Regions from separate parts of the Homo sapiens genome. Here region 2 is linked to region 1. Evidence: read pairs that join two places in POLR2A ChIA-PET (ENCODE). Cell type or tissue: Panc1. All regions are shown on one strand. Each heading gives the region's core, and the rest is flanking DNA. Links, peaks and the distances in the headings are about the cores only.

What was found. Peaks named below come from ENCODE experiments on the same cell type or tissue, not always from the same donor. Only the 100,000 strongest peaks of a DNase experiment are listed, where the experiment ranks them.
Region 2: POLR2A ChIA-PET joins it to region 1 with 5 read pairs; 2 of 35 experiments call an interaction of 5 or more read pairs at or near these places.

The regions. Positions count from the first base shown.
Region 1 is chr10:32,856,169-32,865,097 of GRCh38, forward strand. The region is part of intron 42 of CCDC7 (coiled-coil domain containing 7); the gene reads left to right. Among named protein-coding and RNA genes, the nearest start is that of SNORA86, 41 kb to the right of the region's middle. In Panc1, for the core only: no CTCF peak of the experiment used is centred there; no DNase peak of the experiment used is centred there.
Region 2 is chr10:32,939,049-32,947,977 of GRCh38, forward strand. All of the region lies in intron 1 of ITGB1 (integrin subunit beta 1), which reads right to left. It also overlaps the pseudogene AK3P5. Among named protein-coding and RNA genes, the nearest start is that of ITGB1, 15 kb to the right of the region's middle. In Panc1, for the core only: no CTCF peak of the experiment used is centred there; no DNase peak of the experiment used is centred there; H3K4me3 peaks cover 264 bases; H3K27ac peaks cover 3,799 bases.

The sequences.
Region 1 (8,929 bases), core at 2,393-6,392:
CTTCTTGGATGATACCAAACACACTGTCCAAAAAAATAGACATGTTAGAATTTATCAAAATTAAAAACTTTCAGTCATCAATGGAAAATATCAAGAGTAAAAAGGCAAACCACAGAATGGGAGAAAATATTTTTAAATCACATATCTGATAAGGTATTAATAATCCAGAATATATAGAGACCTCCTACAACTCAACCACAACAACAGAACTCAATTTTAAAATGGGCATAGGCCAGCCTCCTAGAGAAACACTAATCTGATCTGATCACCCTGCCCTCTGGACTGAACACGCACAGCACCCTGCCTCCCTGGATTGGGAAAGCCCTCTACAGCCTGAGTTGCTGAGGTGCCCCACCTCCCTAGGAGTGAAGCCAACATTGCACTGCTGCACACCCCCCAGGGCCAAAGCCACAGATGTGCCCCCATCATTCCTGGACCTTGCTGTCACTGCACCTGACCTCACAGAGCCTGCGCCACTGCTGTGTCCCATTACTCCAGGGCTTAGAGTTCTTGGTGCATGAATTGCCACTGTGTCCTATTGGTTCTGTAGCCTGAATTGCAATTGTACCCTGCTCATTGGGGCCTAAACCTCTGGAAAACCTCTTCCTTCCCAGAGCCATGCCATTGCTGCACCCTAACACCCAGGATGAGTCAGCAACATGCCTGATCCTGGGCCTGAGATACTGGGAAGTGCCTCAGAATCACAGTACTTGGCCTTGTGGGAGAGCTGCATCACCCATACCTAAAAGAATAAACCTGGACCTACACCACAGGTGTCCTGGCAGTTCAACAAGACACTGAGCCCCAGACCCCAGCTCCACAGCCACTCTGAGCACCTGTTCCCTGTAACACAGCACTGCTTGGCTGCCTCTGGCCTGTGTCAGGCTCAACACCAAGAGAGATGCCCTCAGGTAAATCTACTACTATGGGGTAACTAGAACAGAAGGATCTTTAAAGTCCTTTACACTGAGAAATGGACTCCACTACTGTGCCTACCCAGAATGAGAGCCACTGCACTTTGCCCAACTAATACCTGCAGACAATATCTGCAGGTGACAGTCTCCCCAAGGAAGCCACTATAAAAACAAAAATTAGCAAATAGAACTTAATTAAACTAAAGACCTTCAGCACTTTCCATCCAACAGCAGCAGAACATACATTTTTTTCTAGTGCATATGGAACATTCTTAAGGATAGACCATATATTAGGCCATAAAACAAGTCTTAACAAATTCAAGAAGATTAAGAATATACCTAATACTATTTCTGAAAACAATGGTATGAAATTAGAAATTAAAAACAAAAGGAATCTTGAAAATGTACAAATATGTAGAAGTTTTAAAACATGCTCCTGAACAACCAACCAGTAGGTGAAAGAAGAAATCAAAAGCAATACTTAAAAATATATTGACAAATGACAATAGAATCACAACGTATCAAAATCTATGGGAAGCAGCAAAAGTAATTCTAAGAGGGAAGCTTATAGCAATAAATGACCACATTATAAAAGAAGAAAGATTCCAAATAAATAGCCTAATGTTATGCCTCAAGGAGTTGGAAAAAGAAAAACAAGCCAAAGTTTGCAGAAGGAAAGAAATAATAAAGATTAGACCAGAATTAAATCGAATAGAGAATAGAAAAACTATAGAAAAAAAAATCAATAAAACCAAGAGTTGCTTTTTTTGAAAAAAATAAAATAAAATAGACAAAATCCTTGCTAGGCAAACTAAGAAAAGAAGAGAAAAACTCAAATAAAATCAGAAATGAAAATGAAGACATTATAGTAGATACCAAAGAAATTAAAAGGATCATAAGAGACTAGTATGAAAAACTATATGCCAACAAATTGGATAAAATAAAGGAAATGAATAAATTCCTCAAAAAATATAAGCTACCAAGATTGAATCAGGAAGAAATAGAAAGCTTAGACAAACCAATACCAAATAAAAAGGTTGAAGAAGTAATTAAAAGCGTTTCAACAAAAAAGGTCAGAACATTTCGAGGTGGCTTCACAGCTTCACACCTTCACATTTGAATACTACGAAACATTCACAGAAGAATTATCAGTGCTTCTTAAACTCTTCCAAAAAAATCGCACTAGAAGGAGTATTTTCAAACACGTTTTATGAGGCCAGCATCACCTCAAGACGTAAGCCAAAGAAAGACACCATAGGAGAAGAAAACTACAGAGCAATATCTCTGATGAACATTGATGCAAAAATGCTCAATTAAACATTATCAAACTGAATTCAACAACAACAATTAAACATTATCAAACTTAATTGAAAACAACAACAAAATTGAACATCATGAGCAAGTGGGATCTATTGCTGACATGTAGGGCTGGTTGATCATGGGTAAATTAGTCAATGTGATACTTCATATTCACAGCATAATCTCAGATGATCCCCCATGATGGTCTCAGTTGACAAAGAAAAAGCGTTTGACAAAGTTCAGCATTCTTTCTTTATTGAAAGTTTTAATAGTATAGGTATAGAAGGAAAGTTCCTCAACATAACAGAGGCCATTTATGAAAAATCTACAGCTGATGGAGGAATATTTTCCAAGCAAATGGAAAGCAAAAAAAAACCAGGGATTGCAATCTTAGTCTCTGATAAAACAGACTTTAAACCAACAAAGATCAAAAGAGACAAGGGCATTACATAATGGTAAAAGGATCAAAGCAACAAAAAGAGCTAACTATCCTAAATATATGTGCATCCAATACAGGAGCACCCAGTTTCATAAAAAAAGTTCTTAGAGACCTACAAAGAGACTTAGACTCCCACACAATAATAGTGGGAGACTTTAACAACCCCGTGTCAATATTAGACAGATCAATAAGACAGAAAATTGACAAGGATATCCAGGACTTGAACTCAGCTCTGGACCAAGCAGACCTAATAGACATCTACAGAACTCTCCACCCCAAATCAACAAAACATACACTTTTCTCAGCACCACAATGCACTTATTCTAAAACTGACCACTTAATTGGAAGTAAAGCACTCCTTAGCAAATGCAGAATAAGGGAAATCATAACAAATAGTCTCTCAGACCACAGTGCAATCAAATTAGAACTCAGGATTAAGAAACTCACTCAAAACCACACAACTACATGGAAACTGAACAACCTGCTCCTGAATGACTACTGGGTAAATAACGAAATGAAGGCAGAGATAAAGATGTTCTTTGAAACCAATGAGAACAAAGACAGAGCATATCAGAACCTCTGGGACACATTTAAAGCAGTGTGTAGAAGGAAATTTATAGCACTAAATGCCCACAAGAGAAGGCAGAGAAGATCTAAAATCGACACACTAACATCACAATTAAAAGAACTAGAGAAGCAAGAGCGAACAAATCCAAAAGCTAGCAGAAGACAAGAAATAACTAAGATCAGAGCAGAACTGAAGGAGAGACACAAAAAACCCTTCAAAAAATCAGTGAATCCAGAGTTGGTTTTCTTGAAAAGATCAACAAAATAAATAGGCCACTAGCCAGACTAATAAAAAAGAAAAGAGAAGAATCAAATAGATGCAATAAAAAATGATAAAGGGAATATCACCACCGATCCCACAGAAATACAAACTACCATCAGAGAATACTATAAACGCCTCTACGCAAATTAACTAGAAAATCTAGAAGAAATGGATAAATTCCTGTACACATACACCCTCCCAAGACTAAACCAGGAAGAGGTCGAATCCCTGAATAGGCCAATAACAAGTTCTGAAATTGAGGCAGCAATTAATAGCCTATTAACCAAAAAAAGTCCAGGACCAGACGGATTCACAGCCAAATTCTACCAGAGGTACGAAGAGGAGCTGGTACCATTCCTTCTGAAACTATTCCAAACAATAGAAAAAGAGAGAATCCTCCCTAACTTATTTTATGAGGCCAGCATCATCCTGATACCAAAACCTGGCAGAGACAATAGAAAAAAAGAAAATTTCAGGCCAATATCACTGATGAACATCGATGTAAAAATCCTCGATAAAATACTGGCAAACCGAATCCAGCAGCGCATCAAAAAGCTTATCCACCACGATTAAGCCGGCTTCATCCCTGGGATGCAAGGCTGGTTCAGCATACACAAATGAATAAACATAATCCATCACACAAACAGAACCAATGACAAAAGCCACATGATTATTTCAATAGATGCCGAAAAGGCCTTTGACAAAATTTAACAGCCCTTCATGCTAAAAACTCTTAATAAACTAGGCATTGATGGAATGTATGTCAAAATAATAAGAGCTATTTATGACAAAGCTACAGCCAGTATCACACTGAATGGGCAAAAACTGGAAGCATTCCCTTTTAAAACCGGCACAAGACAAGGATGCCCTCTCTCACCACTCCTATTCAACATAGTGTTGGAAGTTCTGGCCAGGGCAATCAGGCAAGAGAAAGAAATAAAGCGTATTCACTTAGGAAAAGAGGAAGTCAAATTGTCTCTGTTTGCAGATGACATGATTGTATATTTAGAAAACCCCATCATCTAGGCCCCAAATCTCCTTAAGCTGATAAGCAACTTCAGCAAAGTCTCAGGATAAAAAAGCAATGTGCAAAAATCACAAGCATTCCTATACACCAATAACAAACAGAGAGCCAAATCATGAGTGAACTCCCATTCACAATTGCTACAAAGAGAATCAAATACCTAGGAATCCAACTTACAAGGGATGTGAAGGACCTCTTCAAGGAGAACTACAAACCACTGCTCAAGGAAATAAGAGAGAACATAAATAAATGGAAAAACATTCCATGGTCATGGATAGGAAGAATCAATATCGTGAAAATGGCCATACTGCCCAAAGTAATTTATAGGTTCAATGCTGTCCCAATCAAGCTACCATTGACTTTCTTCACAGAATTGTAAAAAACTACTTTAAATTTCATTTGGAACCAAAAAAGAGCCTGCATAGCCAAGACAATCATAAGCAAAAAAAAAAAAAAAAAAAGAAAGCTGAAGGCATCATGCTACCTGACTTCAAACTATACTACAAGGCCACAGTAACCAAAACAGCATGGTACTGGTACCAAAACAGATATATAGACCAATGGAACAGAACAAAGGCCTCAGAAATAATGCCACACATGTAGAACCATCTGATTTTTGACGAACCTGACAAAAACAAGCAATGGGGAAAGGATTCCCTATTTAATAAATGGTGTTGGGAAAACTGGCTAGTCATATGCAGAAAACTGAAACTGGACCCCTCCCTTACACCTTATATAAAAATTAACTAAAGATGGATTAAAGACTTAAACGTAAGACCTAAAACCATAAAAACCCTAGAAGAAAACCTAGGCAATACCATTCAGGACATAGGCATGGGTAAAGACTTCATGACTAAAACACCAAAAGCAATTGCAATAAAAGCCAAAATTGACAAATGAGATCTAATTAAACTAGAGCTTCTGCACAGCAAAAGAAACTATCATCATAGTGAACAGGCAACCTACAGAATGGGAGAAAATTTTTGCAATCTATCCATCTGACAAAGGGCTAACATCCAGAATCTACCAAGAACTTAAACAAATTTACAAGAAAAAAAAATCCCATCAAAAAGTAGGCAAAGGAGATGAACAGACACTTCTCAAAATAAGATGTTTATGCAGCCAACAAACATATGAAAAAAAGATCATCATCACTGGTCATTAGAGAAATGCAAATCAAAACCACAATGAGATAACATCTCATGCCAGTTAGAATGGCGATCATTAAAAAGTCAGGAAACAACAGATGCTGGAGGGGATGTGGAGAAACAGGAACACTTTTACACTGCTGGTGGGACTGTAAATTAGTTCAAACATTGTGGAAGACACTGTGGTGATTCCTCAAGAATCTAGAACTATAAATACCATTTGACCCAGCAATCCCACTACTGGATATATACCCCAAGGATTATAAATCATTCTGCTATAAAGACACATGCACATGTATGTTTATTGCAGCACTATTTACAATAGCAAAGACTTGGAACCAACCCAAATGCCCATCAGTGATAGACTGGATGAAGAAAATGTGGCACATATACACCATGGCATACTATGCAGCCATAAAAAAGAATGAGTTCACGTCCTTTGCAGGGACATGGATGATGCTGGAAACCATCATTCACAGCAAACTAACACAAGAACAGAAAACCAAACACTGCATGTTCTCACTTATAAGTGGGAGTTGAACAGTGAGAACACATGGACACAGGGAGGGGAACATCACACACTGGGGCTTGTCGGGGGTTGGGGGGCTAGGGGAGGGATAGCATTAGGACAAATACCTAATGTAGATGATGGGTTGATGGGTGCAGCAAACCACATGTATACCTATGTAACAAACCTGCACGTTCTGCACATGTACCCCAGAACTTAAGGTATAATAATAAAAAAAAAACCCACAGCTAACATCATAATCAACAGAGAACACCTTAAAACTTCTCCACTAAGATCAGCTACAAGGCAGGGATGTCCACTCTCACCAGTTCTATTTGTTCAACACAGTACTAGAAGTACTATCAAGGACAATCAAACAAATTTGGATTGCAACCAAATCAGAAAGAAAAATACTCTGTTTGAAGACAACATGATCTTATATATAGGAAACCCTAAAGACTACATTACTTAAGTGCTAACTTTGCAGGATACAAAATCAACATACAAAAATCAGATACATTTCTATAAACAAATAATGACCTAACTGAAAAAGAAACTTTAAAAGAAATAATTTCATTTATGATAGCATAAAAAAGCTAAGCATTAATTTAACCAAGGAGGTGAAAGATTTGCACACTGACAACTAGAAAACATTGATGGAAGAAATTGAAGAAGTCACAAATAAATGGCAAAATATTCAGTGTTCATGGATGGGAATAATTAACATTGTTATGTTCATAGTACTCAAAGCAATAATACAGACTTAACAAAATACCAATCAAAATTCCAATGGTATTATTCACATAAATAGAAAACAATCCTAAAATTTGTATGAAACCACAAAAAAAACCATGAATAGACAAAGCAGTTACAGATAAAAGGTAAAAACAATTGGAGGCATCACATGTCCTGATTTAAAATTATATTTCAAAGCTATAGTAATCAAACTCATATGGTAATGGCACAAAAACAGAAACACAGACCAATGGAACAGAGAAACCAGAAATCCAAATGTTTATGGTAGACTATTTTTTTGTTGTTGAGACAGAGACCTACTTTGTCACTTGGGCTAGAATGCAGTGGCATGATCATAGCTCACTGTCACCTTTAACTCCTGGGTTCAAACAATCCTCCTGCCCCAGCCTTTCAAATTGCTAAGACTACAGGTGCACACCACCACATTCAGCTATTTTTTTAATTTTTTGTAGAGACAGGATCTTGCTACATTGCCAAGGCTGGTCTTGAACTCCCACCACACCAGGCCCAATGATCAATTAATTTTTGACAAGGACTCCAGGACTCCAGGTGTATGCAATGGGGAAAGAATAGTCTCTTCAATAAATGGTGCTGGGAAAACTGGATTTCTATATGCAAAAAATATAATTGAACTTTTATCTTACACCATACACAAAAATCAACTCAAAATGGATAGGAGACCTACATGTAAGACCTGAAACTATAAAACTCCTAGAAGAGAACATAGGAGAAAAGATCTTTGATGCTGACTTTGGCAGGGATTTTTTTGTATATTATACCAAAAGCTCAGGCTAAAAAACAAAATAAATAAATAAATAAATAAATAAGGCTGTGTCAAGAAAAAACCTCCCACACTGCAAAGAAAACAATTAACAAAATGAAAAGGCAACCTACTGACTGGTAAAAAAAAAAAAAAAATTTGCAAACCGTATAACTGATAAGGGGCTAATATCCTAATTTTATAAGGAATACTTACAACTCAACAGCACAAAAACAAATAACTTGATTTTAAAATGGGCAAAAAATCTAAACAGACGTTTCTCTGAAGAAGACACAAAAATGGCATCAGTAATCCTTAGGGAAATGCAAATCAAAACTACAATGAGATACCACTTCATAGTCATTAGGATGGCCATTATTAGAAGAAAAAAGGAGAGGGTTGGGGAGAGGAGAGAAAGAAAGAGAATAACAACTGTTGGTAAGGATGTGGAGAAATTCAAATCCTTTTTCAAAACCGTAAAAATTATAAAATATTTAGAAAGAAATATAACAAGAAGGGACAATGCCTTTTTCAAAAAAAATTGTAATTATAATTGTCGGCTACTTATAACAAGACCTGAAAAAAGTATTGAGACACAGCAATATCATTTACTATATTAAAATATCAAATTCCAAAGTATATTTATATATATATACACACACATATATATTACATAATGCAATTAAAATCAGAAATTTTCATAGCTAAATACATTTATATTTAATAAATAAATTCTAAAGATTAAAGATGAAGTGTTCAAGAACTAAAATGAAAAGAAACTGAACTCCTGTTGTACAATATATACAAAACTCTGGATTAAAGAGTTAAGGCCAAAAAATACAATTTAAATTAGAAGAATAATTAGGAAAATATGTTTAACCGTAATGATAGAAAGAAACATAGGAAATCCTGAAGCTTAAAACTTAAAAGAAAAACATGTCAGACTACTCATTCTTATAGATGTCAATGGGAAAAGAGGTAAAAAATGATATCAAAAGAGAAGTAAAGAAGGGAATGCACTTGCAGTAACGGCAGAGTAGTTCACATACAGCACGACTTCCACAGCTTTGTGTGTAACCACCAAATAAACCTTGAATTCTATCTCAAATCATGCACAGAAATCAAGATGAATCATGTACCTAAATCTTAAATCCCAAAGTATAAAGCACCTTAAAGCACACATAGGAGAATAAGTTTGCGACCTTACTGATGGGAAATAAATTAGTAACCATTAAAGTAAGCTCGATAATTA
Region 2 (8,929 bases), core at 236-4,235, 81 kb after region 1:
AAGCTCCCAGGACAGCACTTCTCTAAGTGGGCCTAGAGAACAACTGCATTGGGTTTACCTGGATGCCCTAGGCTTAAAATCCACAATCCCTGAGCATGGGGCCTGGACTCCAGGTGATTCTTATGCTGAGAAAAGGACCTGAAGGGGTTTCCTCCCAATGGCATTCCATATAAAACAGAGTATGAGGGGATAACAGGGAAAGATGCCTTTCAGTTGCTGTCCTAATTCTAACGCTTGTCTCCTCTTCACGGTCAAAGACCTAGAAACAGTTGTCTACACTGGTCTCCATTTCCTACCTACCTTCCCTCTCCTCAACCCAGTACCTTCATGTGTCATTTAACAAAGAAAGAGCTCTGAGAAATGCGAAGGCAATCTCATCTTTGTGCAACCATCACAGTGCACTTACACAAACCGAGATGGTGTGGCCTCCTACACATCCAGGCTCTACGGTACAGCCTATTGCCCCTAGGCTACACACCTGTCCAGCACAAGACTGTCCTGAATACTGCAGGCAACTGGAATGCTGCAGTAAGCATGTGTGTATCTACGCACAGTTAGACACAGAAAAACTACACAGTAAAAGTATGGTACAAAAGATTTTAAAATTGATGCACCTCTATTACCATGAATATAGCTTGCAGGACTGGAAGCTGCTCTGGATGGCTGGGTGGGTAAGTGAGTGAGTGAGTGAGTGAGTGAGTGAGTGAGTGAGTGAGTGAGAGGGGCAAGTGAGTACACTGCACAGAACACACACTGAACAGGACATTACTGACATTACTATACACAGTACTGTGGACACAAATACACACTACATTAGCCTAAAGCCTGCACAGCTGCCCTGGGTCAGGATCATCAATGTCACTGTCTTGCGCCTGCATATCCTGTCTCCAATGACACATGGAGCTGTCATCTCCTAAAAGATCTCCTTCTTCGGGACCACTTCCTGAAGGACCTGGACCTGCCTGAGGCTGTTTTACTTTTTCTGTAAGGAGAGATACTCTCTCAAATAACAACAGGCTGGGGGCGGTGGCTCACGCCTGTAATCCCAGCGCTTTGGGAGGCCAAGATGGGCAGATCACAAGGTCAAGTAATGGAGACCATCCTGGCCAACATGGTGAAACCCCGTCTCTACAAAAAAATACAAAAATTAGCTTGGCGTGGTGGTGCGCATCTGTAGTCCCAGCTACTCTGGAGGCTGAGGCAGGAGAATCACTTGAACCCAGGAGATGGAGGTTACAGTGCGCCAAAATTGCGCCACTGCACTCCAGCCTGGCGACAGAGCTAGACTCCATCTCAAAAAAAAAAAAAAAAATTAACAATATAGTGCAGTAAATATATAAAGCAGTAACATAGTTGTTTATTATCAAGTATTATGCACTGTAATTTAGATGCTATGCGTTTATAAGACTGGCAGCATGGTCGATTTGTTTACACCAGCATCACCACAAACATGTGAGTAATGTGTTGCACTATGACACTACATTACTAGGCAACAGGTGTTTTTCAGCTCCGTTATAATCTTATGGGACCACTGTCGTGTATGTGGTCCATCACTGACCGAAAAGTCATTATGTGGCACATAACTGTGTAACTGATGTCCATGCCCAACCATATATGTGAAATTACTCTTGCAAAAGAACCCTTTCTAGGCCTTACCTTACTCTCTGCATTCATTCGTTCATCACTCATTCATTCACAAATTTTTTGACTCACTACAATATGCACTTGAAGAAGTACATCGGTTTACTACCAAAGAATTTACACAAAGCAACATGTAAGACTATTCACCATTCTTTAACACACTCTACTCCCTTGAACTCTACTGGTTTCCCCCTGCCTTTCTGGAGGTTCCTCTTCAGACAACTCTGTCAGGTTTTGAGCCATATCAGGAAATACAAGGGTCACTGCTTCAGGGAACTTTCAGTTCAAGGACAAAAATACAAATTATTATGATATGATGGTTTCAGTAATAAACAAGGACACAGTGCACTGAGGACACTGAAATCTGCCTGGACAAGTTCAGAGGCATCAGGCACATGGCAGTGTTTCAGTTAGACCTGAAGGCACATAGGAGATGGGTGTGGAGAAAAGTGGAGAGAAGATATTCCAAGCAAAAGGCCTGCATATACAAAGCCATGAAGTCCCGAGGCGAATTATAATAACTCCTTCCTAATCTTATTTCTAAGCATATGCATTTGGGCAGCTCCCTGCAACCCAAAATTGGAACTGTCTCACTTTTTCTCTCTTTATAGAAAAAAAGACTAGAAAAATGTATGTTTTTGTAACTATATCTTGTTGGTGGAATGAGTGATTATTTTATCCTTATAATTTTCTATTGTAAGTATAAGTTATATTATCTTAAAATCTTAAAATATCAGAAAGGCCAAAAGGAATCTTGAAGTATTTCTGAGACTTAAATTATGAGTTGGAAATAACAGGAACGAAGACCAAGCAAGCAGGAAGAGCTACGTTACAGAGAGCCAAATACCATCCATGCTAAAAGAGTTTGGATTCCATTCTATAAATAGGAAGGGAACTGAAAAAATTTGGGCAGGCTAGTAATACCTCTACATATACATGGCAGAAACTCAGTGGAGAAAAGGACAGGGGGCAAGACAGGAGCTGGAAGACAAATACAGAATTTACTGCAAAGGTTCAAGTGAGAGGTGACAAATGTCTAAATTCAGATAACAGCAACAAACAAGAAGACGAACAAACAATGATTAGAAGGTAGCTATGAGGGATCTGCTGCTTACTTGGAGAAGGAAGGATGGGAGAAAGAAAGGAATTTAGAATAATCATCACTTTAAAATAAAGAAGATGTACGAGGGAGAATGGGGTTAGGGGAAAAAATGAGGTTTGTTTTATTGCAAAATCTAGGGAAGATGCCTATTGGGAAGCTAGGACATGAGTATGGATCTCAGGAGATAAGTCAAGAGTTAGAGACACAGACATGAGAGTTGTCATAATCTAGGTGCTAACCGAACTTATGAAAATGGATGTGATTGGGATGAAAAGAATACTTAGGAAGAAAGGAGAACTGGGGGCAAACTTGAAGAGGTGAAGACACAGGAAAAGAGAAAAGGAAAGTGATGAAGCCAGGCCTCCTTGGAGCAAAGAGGGATGGCATGTGCAGCCCAAGGGGGTGGATCACCCTAAACAGAGACATGGTGCCTTTCTTCTAAGGCAGAGCAGGAGGTGAGAAAGCAAAGAGAGTTCATTCATGCATGACTGTTTTTTTCTGAAATAGGAAGAACTCCTAGGAAAAGAGGTACGGCTTAGGGGTTGCAGAAAATTAGGAAGATGCAATGGGATTACAGTGAGAGCCTGCAATGGTGAGAGCCCACCAGGTATTGGACACCCTAATTTATACAGGCATATTTGTAACACTCATTTCACTTCTAACTATTTGTTAACATGTCTTCCCTGATGGATTCTAGGCTCCAAGAAAATAGGGCCTGGGTGTATCTTATTTATAGCTATTGCACCTAGAAATACTTGGCACAAAGTCCATGCTCAAAACTCTTTGCTGTTAGGCTCATGCCTGCAATCTTAGCACTTTGAGGGGCTGAGGTAAGAGGACTGCCTGAGGCAAAGAGTTCAAGACTAGCCTCGACCCTGTCTCTCTCTCTCTCTTTTTTTTTTTTTTGGGGGGAGACAGGGTCTTGCTCTGTCGCCTAGGCTGGAATGCAGTGGTGTGATCACATCTCACTGCAGCCTCAACCTCCTGGGCTCAGGCAATCCTCCCATCTCAGCCTCCCAAGTAACTGGGACTACAGGTATGAGCCATCATGCCCACCTAGAGATCCTGGCTCTACAAGAAAATAAATTAGCCTGGGCAACATAGCAAAACTTGGTGGAAGTGGGGGCCAGGGGAAGGGGCCATGAGTCCAGGAGTTGGAAGCTGCAGTAAGCTATGATCACACCACTGCATTCCAGGCTGGGCAATGGAGTGAGACCCTGCCTCAAAAAGTTAAAAAATTAAAAATATTTTCACTGAACCATATTGAATTGTATGACATTTTTCTCTGACATTACTCAGAAGAATGTCTCAGAATTACTTAATGTGCAGAACTTCTCTAAACAGAAAAGTGTTACTATAGACATCCAAGTGACAACTTAAATTTTCAATTACTTTAAGTATATAAGCCAACTTATAGATAGATATAAAATGTCTCATGCTCATAGCTCTTAAACATTATGAAACCAAAATTAACTTCCAAGTACAAACATAGATTCTGAAGTTATATTACTGGGTTATAAGATGGTCAACCAGATAAACTAAATGTTTATTATTAACATGAAAGCATGATTTTTTTTTAAATTTTGTAGAAATGCCCAAATCTCTGAGAATACCTCCCATGGTCCCTCAGACTCCAATTTGGAATCACTAAATCTATTCCCTGGTGTGCAGGGCAGGTGCAAGAGGAAAGGTGGGGGTGGGGGGCAAAGAAGGTGCAGTGCTACCAAAAAGTTAACAAGAGGAAAAAGTCAAAAGACCAGACATCACAACAGGGAGGTGAGAGGAGAGGGGACCACGGAAACAAGGAAGTGAAAAGAGCTGGAACCTACGACAGTTAAGAATTTACAATTTCAGAGACAGGCAGTCTTGGGGGAAAAGGCCTGTATTAAAAATACAGTACCAGGTCATTGTTTTAGCTAGGGTTCTGTCCAAAGCAGAGCCTGGGAACAGAACTGGTGTGCAGGCAGTTTATTGGAAGGTGACCCCAGGAAAAGAGAGAGACACTTTGAAGACAGTGAACCAAGAAAAAGAGAAAAAGCCAATACAAAGATACTATCTTTACCATACTGAGTACCTGGGGGCTTGATCTTGTGGAAAACTTTTGAGAAGTACGTAGAAAGTCTGTCCAGTGAAAGTCAACGGGGAAATGGATCAACTCCAGTTGCATAGGTAAAAAGTCGCCTCAAAGGGCATTAACTCCACTAACACTTCTAAGAACTACAGTGCACGTGCCCAGGGACAGACAAGAGGGAACAGACAAGAAAGTTGGTTAGAGGAGCCGCAGGGGAAAAAGCAAAAGAGAGGCACCTGAGGCAGCATGCAGTCAGCCAGGAGTGAGCCACCGACTGTTCCCAGCAGCACCAGCTGGAATCAGAGGCCAAGAGGATGTGAGAAAGACACACGAGGTTTCCAGTACAGTGACCAATGGCCACTAAAGTTGAGAGACAAGAAAACTGCTAGACCAGAGTTCAGGGAAGGCCTGGGAGCCACAGTCCCCGCCCACTAGCAGCGCTGCCAGCTGGCTGGGCCTGGGCGGCAGAGAAGGTAAGTTCACAGGCTGGGCCAAAGCCCTTGTTCGGGTGCGGCGTGGGCCTTGGTCTGTAAAGGGGCGTCTACGCGGCAGCAGCCGTGATCATGGGGGCCCTGGGCTAGGCAACAGCACTAGTTGTCGCGCGTCACCAAACACTGTGAAGCACCTCTCTAGCGGAGACCTGCTCCAGGATCAACATGCTGCGGGGCACAGAAATTAATGTGTTAGCTAACGCTTTCATTGACCAAAGGAAACTCATCCGAGATGATGTCATGACTCAGCTGGCCCTATATGAGCTGAAAAATCTCACTTAGTATAGCTAGCTGTTGGGTGGTTTTCCATGGACACTTCCACAGGCAGAAGCCCTAGACTAAGCTTCTTAGACAGACAAAGTGATTAGCCCGAATGTGCCCTTTGAGGTCATTAAACAATGCCTTACTGCTCGCTAGATTCATCCTGCCAGTGGCTGAGTCTACAACATTGAATTCAACCCTCCCAAAACTGTGGGCACTGATGATCTGACTGGGGATCCTCTCATTCAGCATGAGGATGATAAACCAGAGACGGTTATCAAAAGACTAAAGGCTTATGAAGCCCAAACAAAGCCAGTCCTGGAATATTACCAAGCTTTTCTACAAACTAAAGTTCCACAAAGAAGCCAGAAAGCTGCCATTACTCCATGAGGAGAAATGTGTGTAACTAGTAAGATGAGCAAACCTCCTATTCCTTGAATTTAAAAACTGCTTTTCCTAAGACCTCCAGCATGTATGAATTCTTTGAAAGTTATATTACTTTTATTTCTACTGATTTTATTCTGGATACTGAGGATGTGCCAAACGAGTCAGATACTAAGATTAATCTTTTGAAATCATCTAGTGTGTTTTATCCAGTCACCTGCAAAACCATCAGAGATGTCTTAACTTTTAAAACACGTTAGAGCAAAATTAAATGAACAATTGGTAGTAATCTAACTTTTTGTTCATTAAGTGGTTGATAGGCTGGGTGCAGTGGCTCATGCCTGTAATCCCAGCACTTTGGGAGGCCGAGATGGTGCATCACGAGGTCAGGAGATCGAGACCATCCTGGCTAACATGGTGAAACCCCGTCTCTACTAAAAACACAAAAAAATTAGCCGGGCGTGGTGGCAGGCGCCTGTAGTCCCAGCTACTCGGGAGGCTGAGGCAGGAGAATGGCGTGAACCTGGGAGGTGGAGCTTGCAGTGAGCTGAGATCACGCCACTGCACTCCAGCCTGGGCGACAGACCGAGACTCTGTCTCAAAAAAAAAAGATTAAGTGATTGATAAAATGTCCATATTTTTTGGAAAAGTTTTAAAAAGTTACATGTCATTTGGGGAAAGTATCTCATCAGAAATTTTTGCAGATTAATGCCACATTTCTAGCATTGTGGAGCATGGTGATACTACATAAAATTCCAGAAAAAAAAGCAACTGGATTCACAGATTTGTTGTAAGATACAAATTCACTGCTGCCTTTACACTAATAAATATATAAGCTAACCATATATGCTGTATTTATTTTGTTGTTAAACATACTTTCAATTTACTCAGAATTTTCAATTTGCTATAAAAATGTATCAATTAACATACAGAAAAATATTACTTTAAGATGACTCTTCTTTTGAAAATACATATGTATTGAGGGTTATAATTTTTGTCAGAAATTGACATTATAAGTTCTTGGATAAGCACCAAAGTTGAATGAATTTTCAACAAAATATAATTGAAATCTATGTTTTCAGATGTTACTCGGGTTAAGAAATGTGTTTTAGGATCTACTTGCCAGTTTCTCTTTTTGATCCAAATATATGATCTGCCCTGATAAATAACAAGTTATTATACCCCTCCTCCCAAAAATAAAAGAGAAAACCTATGGAATTATGTAAAGTAAGCATACTTTGTCATTAGTAAATAGATCAGGCATGCCTGCGGAATGTTCCCTTGGCATAAATAGCAATCAATCATGATTCGTAAACAAGGTGTGCCAATAAAAAGAATTCACAGGATAGGTTAACAAAGACCAAAAAAGTGAGTTTTCTGAAGGAGTTCTTTGTTCCTGATCAAAGAAATTGATACCTGCTAGCATTCACTGCCACCTTATCTTAAGGGGAAAGAATTCTACTGGTTTCATCTGAGCAGCCATTTAAATACTGGAATCTAAAGTGATTCCTCAGTGGGGCAACAAGGATGGCTGCTGATGTACTGTGACCTGGTAGGAGAAGTGGGGCATATGAGAGAAGGAGGAAAAACCTGACCATCTTCCACAGCATATTTACTCTTACTTTACTTGGTGCTAAAGCAAATGAAACAAGGCCTTGTATAAGCTGTTATTAATTGCCTTTAAAAATCTGTCCTGTTTTTCTCCAGGTACTTAAAACACAAGTGCCAATAAGTGGTTTGTATGTATTTCTGGGGGGGGGGGGGGGATTATTTTCCTTTTCTGCAGGTATTTCAAAAATTCATCAGTCTTTCAAGATGAACCAAGGTTTTTTAAAAGAATTATAGTAAAGACTTCTTTTTTTTTTTTAGACAGTTTCACTTGATCACCCAGGCTGGAGTGCAGTGGCATGATCTTGGCTCACTGCAACCTCCGCCTCCTGGGTTCAAGCAATTCTCCTGCCTCAGCCTCTGAGTAGCTGGGATTACAGGCATGTGCCACCACGGCTGGCTAATTTTTGTATTTTAGTAGAGACAGGGTTTTGCTATGTTGGCCAGGCTGGTCTCAAACTCCTGACCTCCAGCAATCCACCCACCTCTGCCTCCCAAAGTGGTGGGATTACAGTCATGAGGCACCATACCTGGCCTACTTCATTCTTTATAAAACTTTCTATAATGCCTCACTTGAATGTTAATATTATGTGCTTTGTAAAAATGTTGTGAACTCCCAAACTTATAGATTATCACTAGGTTATGAGGCATACATTAGTCTTTATCTGAATAAACTGAAATTTCATTAAATAAAAAAAAAAGAAAGAAAGAAAACTGCTAGACCAAGGTGTGAGAAGTATCATCTGCATGAACTCTTGAAGCCCTCGAATTATGGCAAGAACTGGGGAGGAAAGAAAGACTAAAGCCAGGTGATTCACATATAGCCGTGTGTGTGTGTGTGTGTGTGTGTGTGTGTGTGTGTACGTACATACACACAGTATGTTAAAACATATATAATAATCTTCATTTAAAAGGTTTCCTGTTTGGGGCATATGTAGCTCTTATACATCTACTAATGATGTACATGGTTGACTTGCCTTATAAATTGTCATCTTCTAGAAGTTTCTCCATGTTTTCTGTATCTAGCGCAATGTCTTTATATTGAATAAATGAAGAAACTAACGATAAAAACAACTGGAGATACTCTGAGGTATCAAAAAATAAAACACTGAGCTTCATGACAGCAGATATTTGTGGCATCTACCGTTGTACAACATTGTGTAGTGCAGAGTTACACTGGCAAATTAATCTGTCTCAGTTTCCTCATCTTTAAAATGGGGACAGCAGTATTTACCTTGTAGGGGTTTTGTGAAGTTTAAATAAGTTGATACACATAAAACATTTAAAACAATGTCTGGCCAATTGTAAGTACCTGGGTGTTACTTGTTATGATCATTACCAAATGTTACAGGAAGCGCTCAATAACAACGT